2 separate regions of the Mus musculus genome follow, and region 2 is linked to region 1. The links are chromatin loops, found by intact Hi-C in ENCODE. Cell type or tissue: left cerebral cortex. All regions are shown on one strand.

Evidence for each region. Hi-C counts contacts between places; a loop is a spot of excess contacts. Peaks named below come from ENCODE experiments on the same cell type or tissue, not always from the same donor. Only the 100,000 strongest peaks of a DNase experiment are listed, where the experiment ranks them.
Region 2: it touches region 1 in a loop (2.8-fold over the local background); 3 of 42 quality-filtered maps call a loop at or near these places.

The regions. Positions count from the first base shown.
Region 1 is chr2:166,563,124-166,565,623 of GRCm38, forward strand. Gm29679 (predicted gene, 29679) reads left to right here and starts at 1,399. Exons shown (of 2, transcript NR_152154.1): 1 at 1,399-1,727; 2 at 1,818-2,500. In left cerebral cortex, CTCF peaks have their summits at 963 (motif pointing left) and 1,578 (motif pointing left); DNase peaks (open chromatin) are centred at 185, 969 and 1,557.
Region 2 is chr2:166,332,958-166,335,457 of GRCm38, forward strand. No RefSeq gene overlaps it. Among named protein-coding and RNA genes, the nearest start is that of Gm30733, 48 kb to the left of the region's middle. In left cerebral cortex, no CTCF peak of the experiment used is centred here; a DNase peak (open chromatin) is centred at 1,093.

The DNA.
Region 1 (2,500 bases):
AACCCTTTCTTCCCCAACGTGCTTTTTGGTCCTGGTGTTTCATCACCGCACAGAAATCTTAAGTAAGATAATTAGTGTTGCCTTTCCTTCAGAACTCTTCATATCTGGGCCATCCTGGAAGGTGCCATCCGTTCCGGGGGATGGCCTCCCTCCTCCCCCATCTGCTAGTCCTTCGGGAAAACACTTTCACCCATCCACCCAAACGCATCTCTTAGTTGACCCCAGATCCAATCAAGATGCTGCTAAGACTAGCAGTCACCCTTGAACGCGTAGAAGCAGAGCTCACACTAACAAAGTCACTTTCTCTTCCCAGTGATGAGCTCAGGCCCGTTCAGTTCTTTCTTCTCCACTTTCTTCTCTGCTGCTTGGGTTCCCAGAATAAAGCCAGGCCCTCCTGTGGCATATCTGAAAGAGAGTCCATAAAACCCAATGGCACCGGGCGGTGGTGGCGCAAGCATTTAATCCCAGCACTTGGGAGGCAGAGGCAGGCGGATTTCTGAGTTCGAGGCCAACCTGGTCTACAGAGTGAGTTCCAGGACAGCCAGGGCTACACAGAGAAACCCTGTCTCGAAAAAACAAAAAACAAAAAACAAAAACAAAAACAAAACAAAAAACAACAACAACAAAAAAATCCAATGGCTTTGGTGGCTCCTGTTTGTCATATGTAATGCCCCTGCCTCTGACTGGGAACTGCATCTGGAACTACTCATCTGACCCTTAAGCCAACTGAGTGGGTTTTTTTTTTCCCCCTCTGTAGAGTGGTAAGAGTGTCACCAAGTCACTGAGCACTGTGTCAGGTCTGAATGTCACAACTGGTTCTTCAAAGGCGTCGGGACATACGCATGTGGGCAGTTTCTACCTTCAAGTGACTCCTGAACACCCCCTGGCCCCCACTACCCCTCTGCCTTGCCTCTTAACTCTGAAGCAGGCAGGGGCTCCCTCTCAAGACAGCCTTGCCCACAGCGCCACCTGGTGGTCATAGTTCTAAATGGTTCCAGTGGTAAGTGGGGGAATTGGGGGAAGACAGTAAGCATGGTTTAGCGGCCACACCCCCCACAAGCACCTCTGTGGGTGACAAGGGTTTCCTGTGTTCTCCTGGATCCAAATGGAAGAAAGACGAAGGGCAAAGGAGAGAAGGGAACAGAAGAGGAAAGAACAGAAAAACAAACAAACAAACAAACAAACACCCAAAATCACGCCCAGAGACCCAGCACAAGGCAAAGAAAACCCAGAAAGGGCGCGGGGGGGGAGGGGCGCGGGGGGAGGGGAGGACAGAATCAAAAATAATGACCAGAGAGAGAGAGAGAGAGAGAGAGAGAGAGAGAGAGAGAGAGAGAGAGAGAGACCTAAGAAAAACCGTTGAGAAACTAACGAAAAGACGCTTATACGTCATTCGGCCTTTCAGCCTGGCCGCTTATCCAAACAGCCTAGCCTCAGCCACCCCTGCAGGCAGGCGTTGTCCTCAATGAGGGCACCTGTGGCCAAACTGTGTCTGAAGCCCCTAGGAAGGACCCTACCAGGCAACTGCTACCTCTGGGCAATCCGCGGTCCCTGGTGCCCTCTGCTGGACAGGCTGGGCTCTACATGCCTTCAGAAAGTTACTTCAGGGCCAGGCTGTCGTGAAGGAAACTGAGCCTCTGAGAGAGGTAGTGACATTCCTTCGGGCAAGCACAGGGGCTGTAGGATCAGGGGACAGAGGCAAGAACTCTAGCCTCAGAAGTCATAAGGTAAGCCCTTCCCCTCGGCTTGAAAGTCCCACCAGACGGAACACAGACACCTGCACCCGGTAGGGTCAAGTGTGCAATTTATGTTCCCAGGTCTTCTCACCAGATCCAAGGACAGCACTGGCTCAAAGTCAGACACCCTGCCTCCAGTCTCCCCGAATCATTTCTGGGGGACCTTCTCTCTGCAGACCCCGGGGCAGGATTCTTGTGGACATCTCAGAGACTCCTGGCAACTCCAACTGCGCACATCTGGAATCCACATGACCCAGAAGATTCCCCTCCCTGCCCTGAAACCCTCAAAGAAGCCCTTAAAGAGATCAGTACTGTTGTTTGAAACCAGAATTGAGAGGCAAGGCTACCTTTCCACAGAGACCCAGCGGTGTTTCGAATAGACAAGGGACGGGTGGGGACTATGAGGGACTCGTGAGAAATGGACAGAAGTGTCGGTGTTTTCCTGTATGTGGGAAATGAGGGAAGAGAGAAAGAAGAGGAGGGAGAAAATGAGGAGGAACGGAAGGAGGAGGTCACCCAGGGCTGGCCACGGCCTGCACATCAAACTTAGCCCAAGAAGCAGCTGGCTGGGCTGGACCTACAAACCCCAGCAATCCATGAAGTCCATCTTGGCCCAAGCAGATGAACACCCACAAACTGTGTGGGACCCACCTGGGCCCAGGCCTGTGTGCTCAGGATGCTCTGGCTGGCTGTATGGCATCCGTTATGATGGGCATGCTTGTGGCCAGCTTGGATTCCAGGCCTTGCTGCACTTTTAAAGACTT
Region 2 (2,500 bases), 230 kb before region 1:
GCAGCTGTTCAAAGAGCAGTAAAAAGAAATCTGGAATGTAGCCAAGGGATCAGCCAGTCGTCGGAGAAGCAGGCCCTGCGTGGTACCATGTGTTCTGGCCTCTGTCTGTGTAAGTTCATTTGTCAAATGAAAGTTCTAGACGCTGAAAGGCTGTGTCTCTTGTCCGAGGTGACATGGAAGAAAAATGAAAAGAGGCAGGGTTCCAGCCAAGGGAGCGTGTCTTGATTTTGTATTCCTGAGCACCACACCCATCACTCACGGAGATGAGTGTTCGCACTGGTCTCTTTTGCATGATCTGTGAGGCTCCCTCCTCACCCTGACCTCATTGAAAGCGAGTCCTCCTTACTCTGACTTTAGCTGCAGAAATTCTCGATCCAACCCAACAAACTTCTTCAATATATCTGTCCCTGTGTTGTTTTCTGACTCCATGAATGTTCTGCTTGGCCTGGAAACAGACTTCCTCCATGTTCCACGTCCCTACCTCAGAGACATCAACTGGAGAGAGACAGTCTTGCCAGGGTGGACATCTACTCTACCCCATAGAGCACCCGTCCTTTTATATCCAAGGCATTACTCACAGATGGTAGTGACTTGGGTGTGCCCTGGGATGAAGAGCAGAAAGCTCTTGCTGAAGGCACAGGGATCCATTTCCCAGGCTGGGTAGGCACGGGCTGACACTTCCCATTCCTCTGGCCCTGGATGCTGCAGGTTTTCTAGCTCAGACATCTCACTGAATTGATTCCCAATGGTTCCAGTTCCACGTTGTGGAGAACTAAATGTGGTCAAGGGTTTGGTTACTGGTGGTCCCAGCCTGGCAGCTTGGGGGATATAGGGGCCTCTAGTGTCTTGTGGCAAGTGTACCAGAATTGTTCAGTCCTGCATGTCCCATCTGATCCAGATCTTATCTTGGTAGGATCAGTGCTAGCCTGTGGGTAGCTCCTCTTCCTCAGCAGAGGTCCATCCACCCTGAAGTCCTGTTCTGTAGATTAGAGATCTGGACAGGACACCAAAGAGCAGCTGCTACGATCTATCAGTTTGCAGACCAACAGAGAGCTTCAGTGGTGATTGGCCTTGCCTAGGATCTCACAGTCAGCATGAGACTGGGACCAGCTGTTCTCTCCCTGGGAAATCTTCAAGAAGGATTTAAATAGTCTTGCATGGTGATAGTGCCCACGTGTGCTTCTGTGCCCTGAACCCTCTTGAGCGCTGAGCTCCTGAATGTATGTAAGGGGTGGGCACGTTACCTCTGCTGGGGCCTCCCCCAGTGCATGTAGTAAAATCCTGCCCCTAGGTGATGTGTTAGGAGGACCCGCCGAGGAGTGATTAGGTCCTGAGGGGTGGAGCTCCCAGAAATGACATGAGTGCTCTTATGAAAGAAGTGCAAGGGAACTTGATCACCTGCTCCCACTACAGAACTATACAGAGAAGGGGACACCTGGGTCCAGAAAGGGGCCTCCCCAGACTCTGTCTCGGGACCTTGGCCTTTGCAGCGTCTACACTGATAAAATAAAATAAAATACATTTCTGGTTTCTGTAAACTATTCTATGAGGGGGATTTTGTTATAGCGCCCAGACAGGATGACCATCCTGACCAAATCGAGGGATCCTGCCAGCTTCCCTATTAACTGCAAGCTCATCCGTCCCGCACCTAGGCAGCATACCTGGGAGCTGTCTTTGTCCTCTTCTTACCAGGAAATGTGTGCACCCCATCTTCAGAACCTGGACCAAGGCCAGCCCCCTCCTGCCTTCTCTGCTGGCTGGAGCCACCTGGTTTTTACAAGCTGCTCATGAGTTTCTCACCTCTGCCCTCCCGCCCAGCCCCCATCCCGGCTTCCAGTTACAGCGGTTCCCCTGCTCAGAACCTCCCATTGATGTTTGCCTCGTTGTGACTAGATGGAATCCGGGAAGAATTAGACACATCTCTCATACCAGTGTCACTCCTGACTCCATGACTCAGTTTGTCACCATCCAATGGCCCTCTTTTCCTGACTTCCTTTTTTCTTCCTACTCCCCTCTCTCTTTGTGTGTGTACAGGTGCGCGCCCATGCATGTGTGTGCCTGTGTGCGTGTGTGTGTGCATGTGTGTGTGCGTGCACAAGCGTATGAGATGTATTTGCCCATGAAGGTGTTTGTGGGGATCAGATTGACATTGGTGTCTTTCCCAGTCACTCTACACTTTATCTTTTTTTTTTTTTTTTTTTTTTTTTTTTTTTTTTCGAGACAGGGTTTCTCTGTATAGCCCTGGCTGTCCTGGAACTCACTTTGTAGACCAGGCTGGCCTCGAACTCAGAAATCTGCCTGCCTCTGCCTCCCGAGTGCTGGGATTAAAGGTGTTAGCCACCACGCCCGGCCTCCACTTTATCTTTTGAGACAACGACACTCACTGGACCCAGAGCTTCCTGCTTCAGCTCGCCTGGCTGGTCATCGAGTCCAGGGATCCTTTCCTGCCCCGGTGCTTGGATTACAGACACCATGGCCACACCCAGCTTTAACATGGGCT